Regions from separate parts of the Homo sapiens genome. Here region 2 is linked to region 1. The links are chromatin loops, found by intact Hi-C in ENCODE. Cell type or tissue: chondrocyte. All regions are shown on one strand. Each heading gives the region's core, and the rest is flanking DNA. Links, peaks and the distances in the headings are about the cores only. Region 1 has its middle 220 kb from the start of LINC01898. Region 2 has its middle 210 kb from the start of LINC01893.

Region 1 (10,703 bases), core at 2,881-7,880:
GGAAAATAATTTAAATTTAAAAATCCCAGCAAACCAAGAATTGTGTGGTATTCAGAATAAATAATTTCTATCCTATTGGGCTTTATCATGAATAGTGATATTAAATCCCTTGGTTTTATATGTCTTCAAAAACTTAGCTATGGCCATTTGAATACAGTAAAAATAATTATCTTGGAATGTATCACAATACAGCTTAAACATTCAAATAAATAAATTTATAAAATTCTAAACTTTGAAGCCACCTCTAAAGGTCATTTTTGATCATTGTTTTGTATCCCAGGTTGCTTAGATATTTGAACATAGTTTTTTTTTTTTTTAAGGTAAAATTAAGAAAATTTGACTTCCATATAAATGAAAACCATCACCCACAGCAAGTGCTCTTAGGATCCTAAAATGCTGAAGTTTAGTAAAATGATTCATAGAAGCTATTCATAAACTATTTATTTTGGTTAAGGTAATGATGAGGGCTTTTTTCTTTCCTTTTACCAGGAATCACTATTTTATGGTTGTAACTAATTATCTGAACAAAATTGTCAGCTAAAATTTCTATATTTATATTATAAAAGATGGTGAGGTATTTTTTAAATCAGTCACGACCTTAGTGAATCCAAATGGAACAGGAACTTTTTTAAATGAAGTGCTCAATATCCACACTGATTGTCTTTCTTCCTTCATTAATTTGTTGGTGGTATTCGTGTGGGGTGGATGGGAGATGTTATGACTATAGTTTAAATATTTTAAAATATTCATTTCGGGTGGTTGAGAAGGATGATAAATAGAGAAAACAATAATTTATGTTATATGTATACATACACGTGCACACACACACAGACACAAAGAAAAATAGAAAACATTTGTGTCAAATGTTAGCTTCAAGTTAGGCTCACTTACCACATCTTGAATGTTATGCCATCCAAATATAAATAATATATAGATCTAGATGAAAACTAGTATGTCCTTAGACCAATAAAAATGATTTTTTTTGGTTTAAGAGAAAATAAAAACTATTGCTATGCATTTATTAAACTAGTGTTCCTAAAGTTTTCTGAATAAGCGTCTTCTATCATTATGACCTTTCACATGCATTAGAAGGCAGAAGGCTCTTACATTGTGCAGTTGCTGTTGTATTGGGAGGCTGACACATTCTTATTGCCCCACCTGTTATAATTTCCACAAGGTTAATTCTATACTTCTGTTTACAGTAAACATATCTTTATAATATAGAAAGGAAAAGCACCTTCTTTCAGACACCTACAAGATTGTTCAGAAAAGACAAAATACCCTAGCAACTATATTAAGCTATGGAAGTCTTCTCTTAACAAACTCTGGACAATCAAGTTGATATTTTATTCTGCAGAATATGTTCACTTTTATTCATTACTTCTCTTAACTCTATCTAAATAAGCTCTTTATTATAATAGGTAATAAATATGCCTGTAGATTCTGTATGTTCAAGTTAGAAGGATGTGAGGTAGGGATTTCACACTTAATATGTAGTATTTTATCTTGCTTGCTCAATAAGTACGTGTGTTGATAGCAAGTGTACATTTTTACTCACATTTATGCATTTTGAATACAGCTGTCTTCCATTTAGAAAGAGCACTTCTTACACAATTTGATAAGTATCTGCTGTATCTGCAGTTCTGCCAAATACATTTTCTCAGTGCTTGGAGGCTATAGGCTGTGTATCAGCTACGTAGGAAGTCAGTACCTTTTCCCATTGGTTCAAAACACAATTAAGCTTACAAGAAGTTATGTTGCTCTGCATAACTATAATTAATGTGCAGATCTAAGATTAAACAGTATAAATAAAAAGCTAGAACCATGATCAGTATTCAGAAGCAGGATCAGCAAATTTCAAAGATGAGATAAGCCAATGCAGGTAATTTAACAACTGTTTAAAATACATTAGAATTTTCTAGTTCCATCTAAGTGCAATTTGCTGGACATTTGATATTTGAGTCTCTTGCAGAAAATCTAAATAAATCACTATAAAATCGGATCAACAGGAATTAACAATGATACGATCATAGCAAGCCCAAGTGTACGTTTGCTTTTAAAATACCTCTAAGTTCATTGAGCAGACCAGTTTTTATTTTCATATGTATGTTGATTTGGGAAAAGCTATAAAAAGAATGGCCTTTCTCATTTTTCTGAATTATATTAACATTAAAATACACACATAAGTCCGAGTGGGTGCAGTAGCTCATGACTATAATCCTAACACTTTGGGAGGCTGAGATGGGAAGACATCTTGAGCCCAGGAGTTCGAGATCAGCCTGGGCAGCATGGAAAAACCCCATCTCTAAAAAAAGCACAAAAATTAGCTGGGTGTGGTGGAATGTGCTGTAATCCCAGTTACTTGGGAGGCTGAAGTGGGAGGATCTCTTGAGACTGGGAGGTGGAGGCTGCAGTGAACCACGACTGCATCACTGCACTCAGTCTAGGGGACAGAGCAAGACCCTGTCTCAAGATAAATAAATACATAAATAAAATAAAATACAAACATAATAAAAAGATATAAATTATGTGTATTTGTGAAAAAAATCCTTTTATTTTATAATATGACACATGATTATAAAAGATCAAGAAAATCTTTTGAAAGTAAGTGAATTCTTTCCACAAGAAATTTCACACAATCCTGTCTTTCCAACAGGAAAATAGTCTGTAGTTCTGGAGAATCATTATAACTTAGCTTTGACCATTTTACAAAAAGAAGCATAGAGTCGTGGTGCTGAGCTAGGAGATATGAGCTCTCTCTTCTCTGTGCATGCCATACCCTAGCTGTACCTTAGAATAGTGACTGATACTGCTGGTTTTCTGACCTACTGTAGGATTCGAGAACGGAAAGAATCCTGAGAGTTACACAATGTGTGGCTACAAGCGTACATGGGAGGAGATTACATAAATACATTTAGGGTCTATATCTTCAACTCACTCTTCTGAGAGTGAGGAAATTGCTCTTAAAGCCACCTATAATGTCTTTCTTGTACAACACGTATTAACACAAAGTTTAATTTATACACTCATGCATTAAGTAAAATGCATCAGACAATAAATTTTGAAATTTTAAAATCACCACTGAAGAGCGAAGAGAGCTGATATTTCTCAGGGCCTGTGGAATGTCATAGGAAGAGATTTTTTGCTGACACGATTTCAGACATTCAAGCAGTTGCACATTTCACAGAGAAGGAAACTGAGGCTCAGAGAAGTTAGGTGACTTTGGCCGTCACATTACCTATTCTTTTCTATATGCCACACTGCCATCAGTCAAAAAACACTAGGAAGCCAAGTAAAAGCAGAAAACCAAGATTGTGTCCATCAGAATGAATATTCCCACAGAAAGCTCCATATAATGTGATGATCATCATAGACAAACTTCAGGAACTGTGTTGATATGCAAATTTCCAGCAAAATAGCAATGGCTGTAACTAGTTAAGTATGTTTTTACTGGTAAGGGGAGTATTTTTAGTGTTTTATGAACAAGGCTCATTTTATTGCTTACTTTTTACTTTACAATAAGACAAAAATCAATGAATGCTTCTTTGGTTTTATAAACTCTCATAAACGCAAGAGTATATGTGTACACAGATATTTATACCTTCAGTTTGCATGTATTGTGTTGTGAAATCTCTTCATAATAGTAAAACCTAAGTTATTTTCTCATTGTACCAATCTCAGAGGACTTCTGATTTCACAGTTATCAGTCCATACATTTTCAGCTTTTAGAAACCTGCGGTGGGGATGGTAAATTTTCCTGGTGGGGATGCAGATTGAGAACCAGGGCCCAGAGAGATTGAGTGATTTGCTCAAGGCCACAGAGGGTCTCAGGTATTTACAGGAGGCTGCAGCCATGCCCTTCCCATAGGTAATCTTAGTTTTTGAATAAAAGAAAGGAAAGCACTGAATTAAAAACAAACAAACAAAACAAACAAAAAAAAAAACAAGTAACTGGATATAAATCCTGGGACCTCAGTTGTTTTCCACATGGGTATTGATTACAATTTGAAAGAAAAACTTCCTTATATCGTATGCTTATGTAGCTTGTGGTGCTTACCCCATTAGCACCAGGAAAATGAAACACAGACCCATAAGTCTGCTTTTGTTAATGCTAGATCTTCGGTGAACTCCAAAATACCATAAATAATTGAGATAACTATGGGTGCCCTGGGGTGTTTTTTCTTTTAATCTTCTTTTTCATCAAGTGTGTGTGTGTGTGTGTGTGTGTGTGTGTGTTTTAATCAGAAATGAAGAGTACCAGCATCCACATACATATTCCCCAGCGACCAACCATTGAGGGGAGAGGCTCTGGACACTTTGCCCACACGCCAGCCTCTACTGGAACAAAGCCAGGTCTCTGCAAGGAGGCCGGCTCCTCTAGCCCAGCGGAGAAGGTATTAGGATAGGAAGCAGTGGCCTTCCTCAGCCAACTTCAGGCTTAATGAAAAAGTTGAATTCATGTATTTCAGTAGAGATGTGCACAAAGGTTGATTTTTTTTAAATCAACTTTTCATTTTACAACAGTTTTAGATTTACAGTAAGACAGTGAAGCTAGTACAGAGAGTTCCCATATGCACCAAACCCAGCCTCCTCCATTGGTAACATCTCATGTTAGCACCAGATATTTGTCACGGTCCATGAGCCAATGCTGACCTGTCGTTATCACATTATCACAAACTCGGGAGTTTGTTCAGTTGCCTTTAGTGTTCCCCTAATGTCTGCTTTCTAGTCCAGGATCCCATTCAGGACACCACGTTACATGTCACTGCCAAGTCTCCTTAGACCCTTCCTGGCTATGACAGCTCTCAAATTTCCATTGTTTTGGATGAGTTTGACGTATCTGAGGAGCATTAGTCAGGTATTTTAGAGAATGTCCCTCAGTTTTGGTTTGTATGATTTTTTTCTCTTGGTCAGACAAGGGTGATGGATTTTTGAGAAGGCCACAGAGATAAAGTGCCATTTTTATCACATCCCAGGAGGGGTACCTATGGTCCACATGACTTACCACGGATGATATTGTCCTTGTCACCCGACTAAGATGGTGCCTGTCAGGTTTCTGTACTGGAGAATTCCCCTTTTCCATACTTCCTTCCGTATTTTGGAAGGAACTCACTATGTATGGCCCATAACAGTGGGAAGTTATACTCCACCTTCCTGAGGGAGGAGTAGAGATTGATATTTTTATTTATAATATTTAATACATAACTTTTCAAAATAAAAGGCAAAATAAAATGTTAAAATTAGGGTGTATTTAGTTGTTGATGCACGTAACACAATCTTTACAATGCCCACTCGTGATATTGTGTTGTATGAACACAGAAGTCGGGTGCACCGCTTACCTCGAGTCCAAAGGTGGTACCAATCCATGGTGATATTGGCGCAGGGACTTGAGGAACCACAGGGGCTCAGGGTCAGAAGGCCTGCAGAGGTCTTCAGTTCACCTCTCTGTGGTCCAAACTGAGACCTTATGGGCTTCTGATGAGAAATTCCTACACATGAGTGTGGCAGATACCGCAGTTTCTTTACACACATTCTACCTTCTTCTGATTACCAGAGCTGCAAGTGCGTTTTAAATGGTAATGTGTGTACAAAAAGCATTCACATTTTCCAGATTTTTCTCTTTTGTAGACAGCAACTGCCATGTGACACAGCCCAGCCAGAGGCGATAGATCAGCCAAACCCCACCGTTTTCTGAAAGGCTTTGGCTTTCTTGATAAAGATGCCTTTCTCCTTTTTCTCTATTGTCCCTCGAATGGAGAAGTGAGATCAGGAGGGGAAGCAGTCACTGTATGACCTTGTCACAGTGATAGGGATGACAAATGCCAACTTGTACCAGGTCCTGAATGGGAAGTCACAGGAGCGCCTTCTCCAGGATGGCACTGCTGCCCTAGCCCTGACGTGTCTATCCCAGACTTCCTGATAGGTGAGATGGAAGATAGTTACCCAGGAGTCACTGTGGTCAGGATTTCCATAACATGCAACCACATGAAACCCCGCTCCCTGGACCTTTCCTCCATGTCCATTTCCAACAACGTGAGGACAGCCCACCTTTCAAAGGAGCAAATCTTGTTAAGCATGTTGCTATTTTTACTAATTTCTCTCATGTAATATCTTCCACATAGTTTGGAGTGACTAAATTTCCAAAAATATCCCAATGATTGTTTTTGTTTTCTCCAGGATGTTGCCAAATCCTGTTATTTTACCTTCAATGAATCATGTCTTCTCATATTCAAACAGTTTCTCACTGTATTATAACATTCTCCCTTTTAGATTCTTTACTTTTATGGAACACAGAGGGTAGCACTCAACTCAGACTAGAGCAGCAAGGCCAGCTCTGGGTGTCAGCTATGAAAGCCTTATGTCTACTCTGCTATTGCACTTAAAATGACTCCCAATTTATCCATACATGATTAAGTTCATAACCCTCAGCTTCAGTGCATTGATTGAAACCAACCTATCTGAAAACTTGATGACTATCTATTTTTCCTTCGCTTCTATCCCATAATTGCTACCCAAGTAAATGCACCTTGAAAATATGATGAAAGGACCATAGCGTGATGAAATCTGCCACTAAATATCCTGCATAATTCTGGAATGAGATGAACATCCGGGCTACACACAGCACAAGCCGAACTGCTACGTGTGCTTGGATGGCAATGTGCTTTCTCAATACCATAGTTTAGCGTGAGCAGTATATTCCTAGTGTCCCCATATTCTTAGCCTTGGGCCAGGGATTATTTGATGGAAAAAAAGTTATGATCTCCCCTGCCTTGTTGGATTGTACCCATCAGTAAGCCTCTTTACAAACTCCTTATAGAGGAATACACAGATTGAAGGTCTCTATTAGAAAATCTCAGCACAGGTTCATGAAAGCATTGTGATTAATCTATGGTGGACCACACTGATTCTCATAAAAAATGTCAAGTGGGTCTGTTACTGGAAAGAGGTCCAGACCAAGACCCCAAGAGAGGGTCCTTGGATCTCGGGCAAAAAAGAATTCAGGGCAAGTCCAAAGAGAAAAGTGAAAGCAAATTTATTAAGAAAGTAAAGGAATAAAAGAATGGCTACACCACAGACAGAGCACCCCAAGGGTTACTGGTTGCCCATTTTTATGGTTCTTGATGATATGCTAAACAAGGGGTGGACTATTCATGCCTCCCCTTTTTAGACAACTTTCTGACATTGCCATGGCATTTGTAAACTGCCATGGCGCTGGTATGAGTGTAGCAGTGAGGACAACCAGAGGATACTCTCATCGCCATCTTGGTTTTGGGTGGGTTTTAGGCGGCTTCTTCAACTTGCTTTATCAGCAAGGTCTTTAAGACCTGTATCTTGTGCCAACTTCCTATTTCATCCTGTGACTTAGAATGCCTTAACATCTGGGAATGCAGCCCAGCAGGTTTCAGCCTCATTTTACCCAGCTCCTATTCAAAATGGAGTTGCTCTGGTTCAAAAGCTTCTGAGAGGTCCCCTCAAAAACTCTGGTGTGACTTGTTTGGAAAGGTTGGAATGCCATGTGGAATCACCCACTATGGGTTTAGCTAACAGTAATTTTCCTTCATCAATGGGACCACTTTTCTAAATGCTAATAGTATGTGAGTTATTCACAAAGGCAATTTGCTGAGTCTTGGCAAATTGCAGTTTCATTAAAAGTTTGTTTTCCCTAAGGCTTAACATTAGTCTTCACGGTTTTTGTTTTTATTTTTATTTTTTAAATCTTTTCTAAACCCCAGTGGAAAATAACCTTTTACTGTGAAAAGTAATCCAACCGGGTATCTTCAAAATCTTAATAGGCAAAGTGAATTGACCTTGGCTCATCTTCATGGAGTATAGGACAAATGGATCCATTTTCTTGCTAAATAACTACCATTCGAATGTTGATTCTGCCTGCCTAAGATTAGCACCTTGTAAAATCTGTGTTTGAGAATGTAAATGTAAGGCAGCTAAGCACACAGACCCACATTCCCAAGGAGAAGCAATATCCTCTATCAGCTCCCAACCAGTTCTGAGGAATGATGAAGACATGCTGATTTTTTTGTCCAGAAATTGAGAAACAGTAAGAAACATGCAGAAATAAAAGAATTTTGAAATTTATATTTTATCATACCTATCTGCAAGTGGGAGACAGTGTCCATAATCCACACTAAGCGTCAATCACTGGAGCAGACTTTTAGGGGATCTTAACAGCTGGGCTTGCCTAGGACACGGGGAGTGGGCTATGGATGTGTTGTCATTCAGGGCATCTCCTTTGTCCTCAAAGATCTTCACATCAATACAAAATTACTTAAACATTTCATATTGCTTACTTCAAGTGTTAGTGGAGTGTGCCAATCTGAAGTAAGACCTATTGGGGATGAAAGATGCATAAGACAGTGTCCCCATCTGATAGAAGTTTATAGTCCAGCAAGAGGGAGAAACAGGTGAGCAGTCAGCAAAACATAAGTCACGGAATGAGAAGGACCACAAGAAAGCCACTAGCATCTTCCCAGAGGAGAAAGCACTCACAGCTGTAATGACATGTCAGTCCTAAAATCTCAAGATAGCCACACTTAATAAGCATTACTGTTACTGGGGGGTCCTTGCTCCCAGAGCTCCCAAGATGGTGGTGGGCCGCTTCCAAGATGGTGGTGGGCTGCTTCCAAGATGGTGGCAAGGCTTGTGTTCTCTGACCTGGGGTTCTTGGCCTCACAGATTCCAAGGAATGGAATCTTGGGCCATGAGGTGAGTGTTATAGCTCTTTTAGAAGCCGTAGGTCACAAAAGAGAACTGTGGAACCCAGTGACTAGTGTTCAGCTCGATTAGGACGAACCTGGGCACTTAGCTGTGTAGGAACAATGGCAAGCCTTTAGCCCGATCAGGAGTGGCAATGGTTGCCTCACTGGATCAGCACAGTGGACACCCTGTTGGATCTGGAGGGACAGAAGACAGCAGCAGGTCTGCGACGGCGGCAAACAGCAATGGTGGACGGCAAGCGAAAGCTCAGCTCGAGCCGTAACAAACACAGACCAGAAGAGTGTGCATTTGCAAGATTTAATAGAGTGAAAACAGAACTCCCATAAAATGAGACGGGACCCAAAAGGGGTTGCCATTGCTGGCTCCAATGCCTGGGTTTATATCTCCATCATTGTCCCTCCCACTGTGCTCTTAGGCGATAGATGATTGGCTATTTCTTTACCTCCTGTTTTTGCCTAATTAGCATTTTAGTGAGCTCTCTTTACTAACTGATTGGTTGGGTGTGAGCTAAGTTGCAAGCCCTGTGTTTAAAGGTGGATACAGTCACCTTCCCAGCAGGCTTAGGGATTCTTAGTCAGCCTAGGAAATCCAGCTAGTCCTGTGTTTCATTACCACGTTTCAGGGACTGTGATTCTCCCTGTATTTTTTTTATGCAATACTTTCATCAATCCTAGAGATAAGTTTATTATGCTTATTTGAGAAATCTAAGATAAAAGAGATCAAGTAACTTTTTCAAACTGTTCAACTCCACGGAAGGCCAGTTAGGGTGGAAATGGTAGAAGAGATGAAGGTGGTGGTGGTGTGAAGTGGGTGTATCTATTGGTGCATAATAAATTACCCCCACACTTAGTAGTCTAAAATTATTTCCCACAATTTCTGTAGGTCAGGAATTTGGGATCTGGGTGGTTCTCCGGCCCAGGGTCTTTCATGAGGTCCAGTCGAGATTTTAGCCGGGGATGTGCACCAGAAATTTTGACTAAGGGTGAGGATCAGCTTCCAAGCCTGCTCACTACACAGCAGCCAGGGTGGTGCTACCAGGAGCTGTCAGATCCATCACAGGGCTGCTTGAATGTCCTCCTGACATGGCAGCTGGCTTCTGCAGAGTGAGTGATTGGAAATGTTCCTTTTATGGCATAGCCTGGAATGTTCCTTTTATGGCAGAGTCTGGAAAGTCACATAGCATCATTTATACCACATTCTACTCAGTAGAAGTGATTTTCCAAGTCCAGAGGCGAATTAAGCTGCACCTTTTGAAAAGAGAAATGCTGAAAAGTTTGCAGATTTAAAATACAACAGGGACCAAACATAAGCAAGGCAAAGAAGTCATCTTAAGGCAACTGTGTATAGCAGAAGTTGGCTTGAATAGTGGAAGTCACGGCTGAAATTTTAAGTAACAGGCAGATGGAGTAAACCTTGAATTCCAGGTGTAATATGATTTTACAAGAAAGTTAATACATTTCCACTGAAGATTTTTAAGCAGATAAATAATATAATTAAGATAATTATATAATAAAAGTAATCAGATGATTTCACTTGGAATGGATTAGATGACTGGACATTCTTATAATAATTATAAAAATAATAGGCTGGGTGTTGTGGCTCACTCCTGTAATTGCAGTACTTTGGGAGGCAGAGGCAGGCGGATCACCTGAGGTCAGGAGTTCAAGACCAGCCTGGCCAACATGGCGAAACCCCATCTCTAGTAAAAATACAAAAATTAGCCGGGCGCGGCAGTGCACATCTGTAGTCCCAGCTACTTGGGAGGCTGAGGCAGGAGAATCGCTTGAAACCTGGAGGCACAGGTTGCAGTGAGCAGAGATCGCACCACTGTACTCCAGCCTGGGTGACAGAGTGAGACTCCTTTTCAAAAATAATAATAATAATAATCATCATCATCATCATCATCATCATCATGCAGAGTATACCTGAGTTTGGGAAAGAGAAAGAAATTATATTTTTAAAATTCTCTA
Region 2 (10,703 bases), core at 2,836-7,835, 60 kb after region 1:
TGCATAGCCTAACTGGGGGAAGGCTTGTGGGGTTTTGTTTCTTACTCCCTTTCTTCATTAACTTTGCTTTGGCTTCCTTTTAGGATCTAACCTCTTCACGATGTGTGCAGTCCTGGTGGATCTCACTAGTCAGTTGCCCTGCCCACCCATCCCTCAAGAGCAAGCCATGGGACCCAAGCGAGGCCAATGGAACCCTCTCCTAGTGGGTTGGATCTTGAACAAAATGTGCAAGGATTTAAAAAAATGGCTGGGCCTCATTTGTTTTAATAGTAGTTTCTTAATCCAGTCTATCATTGTTGGACATTTGGGTTGGTTCCAAGTCTTTGCTATTGTAAGTAGTGTCACAATAAACATACATGTGCATGTGTCTTTATAGCAGCATGATTTATATTCCTTTGGGTATATACCCAGTAATGGGATGGCTGGGTCAAATGGATACACCATGGAATACTATGCAGCCATAAAAAATGATGAGTTCATGTCCTTTGTAGGGACATGGATGAAGCTGGAAACCATCATTCTCAGCAAACTATCGCAAGGACAAAAAACCAAACACTGCATCTTCTCACTCATAGGTGGGAATTGAACAATGAGAACACTTGGACACAGGAAGGGATACATCACACACCGGGGCCTGTTGTGGGGTGGGGGGAGGAGGGAGGGAAAGCATTAGGAGATACACCTAATGTAAATGATGAGTTAACAGGTGTAGCACACCAACATGGCACATGTATACATATGTAACAAACCTGCACGTTGTGCACATGTACCCTAGAACTTAAAGTATAATAAAAAAAAAGATATATATATTTTAAAAAGTAGCTTCTTGACATGACCATTGACGGGTTCTTGCTACTCCAACCCTAGACGATGCCCTGAGTCCTATTCCTTATGAGAATGTTTCTCCAGTCTTTCTTTCATTACTATGAGCTGCATAATATCCTTTCAGTGAAACCATTTGCTGCTTCAGTTGGTCATAACACACTTCTGTTGCTCAAAACCAAATAAGCCTAATTGATAAGGTGGGCATAGTGCTTGGACTTTCCCAAAGAGAACTGAGTTTCAGAGTATATAGAGGATTGCATAAAAGTAATACAACTAATAAGTGACAGAAACAACACTTCAATTCCAAATGTGGTGTTCTTTTTATTAGAACAGCATCCCTCTCTCCTATGTATTTTTATTCCTAAAATCACTCCTGAAACTTTCCCTCAGCTATAGGCAACATGACTATAAAAGTTTGGTGTAGGTCAGACCTACATTACTTAAACAGATGGAAAGCTGTTTAAAGCATGAGTCCTGTTCTATGTTTCTTTCTATACCCATCCCCTACTCCAAAGTACATTGTTTTGTATATAGTGGTCAGTTAGATATATTTGCTGATCAATTATCCAAAAGACAAGTGAACGTTTGAGAAGTGCATAGCTCACACGTCTCTCCACAGGTGTCTTTTGCCAGTTCTTAGGCATTTCCGGTGTGTCTCTAAACCAGTTTTCCCCCCTCAATGGCTCCTGTCCCTTCAAACATCCTTCCAGGAAGCATTCTGCGGCTGTTCTAGATTCGTACACACCCGAACTTGCCCACTTTATGTTGCAGGTCTGTCTGGTCACTCCTGCCTAGCCCTGGGTCCTTTAGGATTAGACACTTCATTGGAAGAACTATTGGTTCCCTGGAGTTGAGCTTCCTGGCTCCTGTTCTCCTGCCTTGACCTGGTGCAAGGGAATCATCCTCACCCTCATGAGAACTCAGGGCCTCTCTCTGCCTCCACACCAGGAGGGAATTCAGACAGTGAGGGGGACTTTTAGAGCTCTCTCATACAAAGCTTCCAACAACATTTCATTGTTAGATAAACTATTGACATTTGACATTTGTTCTTGATGTTGACACATTGTGTCACTTTCTTCAGAAACTTGTCCCAGTAATTTATCTTTTTGAAATATCTAGCTTTTCTCAATTATAAGGAGGCATAGTTTCATATCATAACCTCATTTCTCAGCCTTTTCAGTACCCTCTCTGCAGATGTGTATTTTCTAAACCCTCATATGGTTAAATTAAATCATGAACTCCATAGAGTTAAGAGATTTATTCAGTTTTGGGTCCCTGGAGTTCAGCAAAGCACCTAATACATAGTGAGTACTTCCTAAGTGTTTGCTGATCGAATGAATGAATTAATACATCCGGGATAACTAGTATATGCGCATACTGCATTTCTAAGTAAATACATACCTTATTCTACATAAAACATTCATGTCCATAGTGATCTCTACTCTATTTCAAGCTAAGATGTGACCTTTTCTTTAAATTATATGAACGCGATGGTGAACTTGTGATGAGATAGTTTGCAGTTTCAGTTCTATTAATTACAGCTACCAGTTCAGCCCCAGAGTACGTTGTTTTTCACAGAAGGGGTGGAAATCAGGGTGGAGGAGGCTGCATATTGAAACCCAGGGTCTTTGTGGCCTCAGCAGGGTGCAAGTTTGGGATTGCAATGTGACTCTTCCATTCTAATCATCCATTTTCCCTAGGCCAGTTGCCATCCGTTGGCTATGGAGTGAATTCTAAATTTTCCCTTCCTTCTGTTGGCACATGACATACTATATTTAATTCCCAAAAGAGGACATCTGTATCTAAGTTGAAATGAAAGAGAAGGTTGAATTCAAAGGTTGCATGTTTTTTTTGTAAAGATCACTAAATAATAGGAGATGAACATGCTGCATGTCTGAAATACATTCCCAAGAAGTGGAAAGATAAATCTATTTTCTTTTCAAACTTGGTTTCCATTTGATTTAACTGAAATCACTGCCATTGACTATCTTCCTACAAGTCAACTTCATTCTCTCAGAAATGGACAATGATGTAAAAATTTTAACCTGATATTCAAACCTAATTCAAGAGAGTCCAAATCAAAATATACAATAATAGTTATCTCCAATTTCAGAGCTCCTTTGTCCTGCTTTTCCCCCTCAAACTCAGGATACGTTAATTTATTGTTATTAGTCTCCGTTGAAGCTCGTCTGTCACATCGTGGAGGTAATAATGGGCTGTTTAGTATTCTCTGCATAAGGTACTCCAGGCCTTGAATGACAACACTGGCCATTTCTTTGTATGAAAAACCCTATGATAATGTTGGGTATCATGAATATTTAACTTGAGATATCTGTTTGTGAACGTGTGTGTATCTGCATGAGCATGTGTTTGCCAGAGTATGATATCCACAGTGAAATGATCCCTAACCAAAAGTGGGTGAAAAAACAACTAATGTAAATTCCAAACACCGCAGGACATCAGGATCAGTGTTCTGGGATATGATTAGCTTCCGAGTTGTGGAACTCTGTGAAACAAAGATAGATCTCGGTGGAACTTAACATACAGGGGGAGAAAGGCAGAAATGGAGAGGGAAAAACAGAGTCAAAATGAAACAATAGAGCAAGTAAATATGAGCTGAAATCATTAGTGTCAATTACTCTCATTCAACTCATATGTGACCAAATATAAAAATGGTTTTGGGATTGAGTTGCTGAAAAATTCAACAGATAGAAAGAATTGGGGCATATTAATGTCCTTCTGGAAGGCTTAATTTGGGGTGTGGGGAAATACAGTTTTATGCTTCATATTTTTTGTCACTCTGATGAGCAGCACTTTCTAGTGAGAAAGAATGAAAATGACAACAAATGGATTCTGTGGAGGAGCAGACAAAAGCAGCACGAGACACTCTCTAAAATGAGTCCTTTCTAGTTAAAAGCAGAGGGAAAAAGCTGCTCTTGTAATATCTGATTAAAAGGACAGTGTAAACACTTAGTAAACAGGAAGAAAAGGTTCATTGTGCGAAATGGGGCTACTAGAGGAGAGCTGGAAAAATTTTCATGACGTGCACTGCATTCTGGCAGCCATGGGAAATGGGTAGAGAGTTTTATGTGTGTGCCAGACCTGAGCCCAGGCACAGGCAGAATTGTGCCAGTATCACCCCAGCGCTACGTTCCATAAAGAGGTGGGCTACAGGGCCAGAGGGCTGATGTGGGCCAGCTCCCCACTGCCTGTCACCACTCTGTGACCTTGGGCAGGTTTCTGAACCTTCCAAAACTTTTTGGTAAGATGTGAAGATTAAATGGGATAATGTATACAAAACATCTAATAGCAATTTATAGGTATTATTATTATTATCATTCATACTATTTCTAGCAAAATGAATAAAGTGCAAGGAACTTCACCAATTCATCAGTGTCTTGTTCCGTCTCCCAGGGCACCCTGAACTGGAGTCAGGACTCAGAGCTGTCAGCTGATGGAAGCACAGACCGTTGTCATTTCTTCTGTAGTAAGGCAATACTCAATGTGCTGAGTGTTGTGGTTCTCTCTCTACCCACCACTAAGTATTTCTCAAGGGTTCAGATAGAGCCCTTTTCCCTCCTCTCTTTCTGCTGTCCCATTGTAACTGCCTTGGCTACTATTCCAAACTCGCCAATGACACCCTCCATCCTGAGCCTGTCCTCAGACTCTCTTCTGCACACACTTCCCCTGATCTTGTCAAAACGCTGACATGGATGCCAAAGAGGCATTTCCACTCAGCCCAACCAAAAGTGCTCAAAAATATTTCTCCCTCCACCCACATACTCACTTTCTGTTGTTTCCCATTCTGTCTATGGTTAACCATCCCCCCAGTCTCCCAGGCCAGACACGACAGTGTCATCACAGCCCCCTCCCCTCCCAGGCGTGTTCAGACAGTCCCTGAGCTGGTGGGTTCCACCCTAGATGCTCCTCATCACTCCTGGGGGGCTGCACCAGCCCCGTCTCCTGCAGCCCCTCACCTGGAGAGCTGCATCACTTTCTAGTGCCTCTTCCCCACTCACTGCCCCGGTCCCTTCGTGGCTGTTTCACTCATCGCTGTTAAAATACAAATATGGCCTTTATGTCTCTTCTACAACAATCTCCAGTGGTGTCCCATTGCTCTAGAACAAAATCCTGACCCCTCCGGTTGGCACTCAATGCCTTCACGGCCTGGTCACATATGGCCTTTGCAGCCTCACAGGAATGAGAAGACTCCGTGCCCCTCCCCAAGCCACTCCACACACAGGCGGGAATAAAGACCAGGAAACATGTATTCAGTCAACACATTTAGCCATGAAAGTATGTGAGGTCATCCAACAAGAGGACAGACCGGGAGTTCATACCTGCTGGGCTAGAAACTGGAAAGCTGGTGAGAATTTCTAGGACCAGACTGAGAATGAAGAGATGTTATCCATCCCTGGCGCCCAAACACCCTGAGGAAGCTGTTTCTCCTGTGGTTAGACCTTGATTTCTTCTCCTCCAGCCTAAACGTATGGAATTTAATGATCTTATTAAGGACACTGTTGGTTTAGTATTTAAGGAAAATGAGCTGGTAGCAAAATATAAGCAGGGCACGACAAGGTGAACGAGAAGGGAGGGAGTTCAGGAAGGAACGGAGGTTTGCGCTGGTAAAGCAGAAGCCGGGGAAGCTGAGAGCCCGAGGAGCCTCGCTGGTTGGGAGGGGGCCAGGAGGAAACAGCCGAGAACACAGACCCCGGATCGGCATTCCAGGAAAAGAGGTCGATACAGGAGTCATGGGTTACATGAATGGAGAAGAGATGCTCTGAAATCAGGAGGCAGAGGACAAGAGGGGCAGGTGGACAGGCAGGAGCTTGTGGGAAAGTCTGATTTGCTAGGTGCGTCCTCCAGGCGAAGAAGTCGAGAAGTCCTTACCACCTGGGAAGTCACCTTGGTGGTCTGCCTGGTGTGTGGCTTGGGGTCACTGTTGGTCTGCTGGGCACAGCACAGGAAACAAGTGAGGACAAGCTGAGACCCTCTGGAACCCTTGCGTCTGTTCAACATTGAATTAACACCTGTAGGTCCTTTTTAAAACTTTTTATTTTGAAATAATTATAGATCTATAAGAAGTTACAAAAATAGTACAAGAAGGTCTCCTGAACCTTTCACCTAGCTTCCCCCAATGGCTGCAGCTTATGAACTATGGTACAATATCCACACCAGGAAACTGACACTCTTGCAATGTTTGTGTAGGTCTATGTCACTGTATCACATGCAGACTTGAGTGATCTCCACCGTAAACAAGACACAGAATGGTTCTGTCACCATGAAGATCTTTACAGGCACATCCACCTGCAACTCGCATGATTCTTAAAGCCAGGAAATCACCAATCTTCCTCTATCTCTAAAATTTTGTTATTTCAAGGATATTGTATAAATGGAATCATATACTATGTAACCCTTAGGACTGACTTCCGTCACTCAGCCATATTCCCTGGAGATTCCTCTGAGCTGCTTGTGCATCAAGAGTTTTTCCTTCTTAGTGCTGAATAGTGTTCCATGGCACTGATGTACCGTGATCTGTGTAACCATTCACACATTGAAGGACATTTTGCTCGTCTCCAGATTTTGGCAACTGCGAATAAAAAGGCTACCAACAATTGTGTACCAGTTTTCTGGCAAGCTCTCACTTTTCTGATATAAATGCCCAGGTGTGTGACTGCTTGGTCATAGGATATTTGTATGCTTTGTTATTGTTGTTGTTGTTGTTCAAGAATTTTCCAAGTGATTTTGCAAAGGGTCAGAATCGTTTCATATTTTCACCAACAACGTATGAATGACTGAGTTTCTCTGTGCCACCGATAGCATTTGGTGTTGTCACTAGTTTTTATTTTGGCTATTCTAATAGGTGTTTTGTGATATCTCCTGTGACCTTAATTTGCATTTTTTAAGGTTAGTGATGTTGAACTTTTTATGTGCTTTTTTTCTATCTGTATGTCTTTTTCAGTGAAAGATCTCTTCATGTTATTTCCTATTTTCTAATTGGATCATTTTGTTTTTTACTGTTGAGCTCAGAGAGATCTTTACAAATTCTAAATATGAGTCCTTTAACTGATATATGTTTTGCAAATATTATCCCTTGGTTTGTAGCTGTCTTTCCATCCTTTTAATGGAGTCTTTCACAGAGCAAAATTTTTGTTTTGATAAAGTTCAATTCATGGATCTTTTTCTTTTATGAATTGAGCTTTTGATACCACATCTGAGTACTCTTCATCAAGCCCAAGTTCTGAATTTTTTTTCCTGTGTTTTATTCTGAAAAACTATACTTTGGTGTTTTACATTTAAACCATTTTTAGTTACCTTTTGTATAAAATGTGTGGTTTAGGTTAAGATTTATTTTTTGTTTAAAAGACTATCTGTCTTCCATTGAATTATTTTAGTACCTCTGAAAAATCAGTTGGCTGTTCCTGTGTGAGGCTGTTACTGGTCCATTTTTCTATTTCGTTTATCTTTGTGTGTATCCCCATCCCTGCCAGTCCCATAGTCTCAATGCTACGTAATAAACCTGGAAACAGGGCAGAGTGAATATTCCTCCCACTTCATTATTCTCTTTCAAAATTTGTTTAGCTATTCTTAGGATTGTGCTTTCCCATGTAAATTTTAGAATAATCTTTTTTGAATTTATAAAAAATTTGCTAGAATTTTGATAGGAATTGTGTTCAGTGTTTGTAGCAATTTTGGGAAAATTGTTATGTTGAGTCTTCCAGTTCATGAGCAAAGATCCTCTCTTCATTTGTTTAGATTGTCTCTGATTTCTTTCATCAGCATTTTGTAATTTTCAGCACACAAATTCTATACATGCTCTGTTAGAGTTACACCTAGGTACTTGATCTTTTTGTAGCTATTACAATGGTACTATATTTGCAGTTTCGGTTTCTCTCTCTTCCTTATTAGTTTGTAGAGATACAATTCATTTTTGTGTGCTGATTTAGTATCTTGTGAACATATTGATCTCATTTGTGGTAGGAAGCTTTTGTTTGCTGGTTGGTTTGTTTTTTAGATCCTTTGAGATTTTATACGTAGACAATCATGTGATCTACAAATAGGTGAATTTCTTTCTTTCTGATCAGTATGGATTCTCTTTACTTTTCTTTTCTTATTAGACACTATGATAGTAAGAATTTCCAGTATGATGTTGAATAGCAATGGTGAGAGTGAACATTCTCACCTAAATCTCAATTTTAGTGGAAAGCCATTTAGCATTTTAACATTAAGTTGATGCTAACTATAGCATTTTGTAGACAGGAAATTCTTTATCAAGTTGAGGAAACCACCCTCTATTCCTTACTGATAATTTTTGTCATTAATATGTGCTGAATTTTGTAAAGTGCGTGTTGAATTTTGTCAAGTGCGTGTTGAATTTTGTCAAAAGATTTTTTCTCCTAAATTGGTGTGATCATGTGATTTTTTTTCTTCTTTAGCTTGTGAATACAGTGGATTACACTGATTGATTTTTAAAAGTAGTAAACCAGTCTGGCATCCCTAGAATAAGAATTTACTTGTGGTATATCATTTTCTTTATATATTGCTGAACTCTATTGGGAAATATTTTAATAATGATGTTTCAGTCTATAAGATATGTGTATGAGGTCTGAAGCTTGCTAGTTTGATTTTTGTTAATTTTACTAATTTTTTTAAAAAACTAAGTTTATTTTATTTATTTTTACTCTCTGTTTTCAATTTCATTGATATATGTTCTTATCCTTATTTCTTTCCTCCTACTTGCTTTGGGTTTATTTTGCTCTTCTTTTCTAATTTCTTGATGTAGAAACTTAGACTATTAATTTGAGGCTATTTGTCTTTTTTAATGTATGGACTCAGTGCTATAAATTTTCCTCTAAACAATGCTTTAGCTGCACCCCACAGATTTTGTATTTGTGGATGTATTTTTATTTTTATTTAGTTCAACTTATTATTTATTTCCTTTGAGATTTCTTTGATTCACAGGCTATTTAAAGGTGCAATATTTTGTTTTCAAGTTTTTGGAGATTTTCCTTTATATTTCTGTTATTAGTTTCTGCTTTGATTCTGCTATGGTCAAAGGACACACTCAGCATGATTCCAGTTCTTTGAAATGATTGAAGTATGTTTAATGGTATCAGATATGGTCCACTTTTGTGAATGTTCAGTGGGAGAACAGAATGTATAATCTGTAGTTGTTTACTAATGTGTTCTTTAAGTGTTGATTAGATACTGTTGGGTAATGGTGTTGTTAAATTCTCCTATTTCTTGCTGATATTCTCTGTAGTTATTCTATTAATTATTGAGAAAGGTGTTTTGAAGTATCCATCTGTAATTATGAATTTTTCTTTCTCTCCTGTAACTTCAAGACCTTTCCTTTGTGTTTAGTTTTCAGAAGTTTGGCTATTATATGTCTTGGTATGGATTTTTTTAGGTTTACCTTGTTGGAGTTTTCTCAGCTTCTTGAATCTGTAGGTTTATGTATTTCACCAAATGGGAAGTTTTTAGCTTTGAACAGTTTTTCAGCCCTTCCCTTTTCTCTCCTTCTAGGCCTGTGATGATACAAATATTAGATCTTTTGCTTTAGTTCCCTAGGTCCTTTAGGTTCTGTTTGCCTTTAAAAAAAATATTTTATTTTTGTGGTTCAGAATGGATAATTCTTTCTTTTTTAACTTTTAAGTTTAGGGGTACATGTGCAGGTTTGTCACATAAGTAAACTTTTGTCATGGGGGTTTGTTGTACAGATTATTTCATCACCCAGGTATTAAGCCTAGTACCCATTAGTTATTTTTCCTGATCCTCTCCCTCCTCCTACCCTCCACCCTCGGATAGACACAGTGTGTGTTGTTTCCCTCTATGTGTCCATGTGTTCTTATCATTTAGCTCCAACTTACAAGCGAGAATATGCAGTATTTAGTTTTTCTGTTCCTGCATTAGTTTGCTAAGGATAATGGCCTCCAGCTCCAACCATGTCCCTGAAAATGACATGATTTCATTCTTTTTTATGGCTGAAAGTATTTCACCATGTATCTGTATCACATTTTCTTTATCCAGCCTGTCATTGATAGACATTTAGTTTGATTCCATGTTTTTGCCATTATCAATAGTGCTGCAATGAACTTATACATGCATGTGTCTTTATAACAGAACAATTTATATTCCTTTGGGTATATACCCAGTAATGGGATTGCTGGGTTGAATGGTTTTTCTGTCTCTAGGTCTTTGAAGAATCACCACACTATCTTCCACAATGGTTTAACTAATTTATACTCCCATTAACAGTGTATAAGCATTCCCTTTTCTTAACAACTTTGCCAGCGTCTATTACTGTTTTACTTTTGATAATAGCCATTCTGACTAGTGCGAGATGGTATCTCATTGTGGTTTTGATTTGCATTTATCTAATGATCAGTGATGTTGAGCTTTTTTTCATGATTGTTGGCTGCATTTATGTCTTATTTTGAAAAGTGTCTGTTCATGTCCTTTACCTGCTTTTTAATGGGATTGTTTTTTTCTTGTAAATTTGTCGAGTTCCTTATAGATGCTGGATATTAGACCTTTGTCCGATGCATAGTTTGCAGAAATTTTCTCCCATTCTGTACATTGTCTGTTTATTCCGTTGATAGTTTCTTTGGCCGTGCAGAAGCTCTTTAGTTCAATTAGATCTCATTTGTTAATTTTTGCCTTTGTTGCAAATTTGCTTTTGATGTCTTTGTCATGAAATCTTTGCCCATGCCTATGTCCTGAAAGGTATTGCCTAGGTTGTCCTCCAGGGTTTTTATAGTTTTGGGTTTTACATTTAAGTCTTTAATCCATCTTGAGTTTATTTTTGTGTATGATGTAAGGAAGAGGTCCAGTTTTAACCTTTTGCATATGGCTAGCCAGTTATCTCAGCACCGTTT

The links. Peaks named below come from ENCODE experiments on the same cell type or tissue, not always from the same donor. Only the 100,000 strongest peaks of a DNase experiment are listed, where the experiment ranks them.
Region 2: it touches region 1 in a loop (2.9-fold over the local background); 1 of 110 quality-filtered maps calls a loop at or near these places.

The regions. Positions count from the first base shown.
Region 1 is chr18:75,929,598-75,940,300 of GRCh38, forward strand. No RefSeq gene overlaps it. Among named protein-coding and RNA genes, the nearest start is that of LINC01898, 220 kb to the left of the region's middle. RefSeq lists enhancers at 7,576-8,118, 8,777-9,276. In chondrocyte, for the core only: no CTCF peak of the experiment used is centred there; no DNase peak of the experiment used is centred there.
Region 2 is chr18:75,989,599-76,000,301 of GRCh38, forward strand. No RefSeq gene overlaps it. Among named protein-coding and RNA genes, the nearest start is that of LINC01893, 210 kb to the right of the region's middle. In chondrocyte, for the core only: no CTCF peak of the experiment used is centred there; a DNase peak (open chromatin) is centred at 5,502.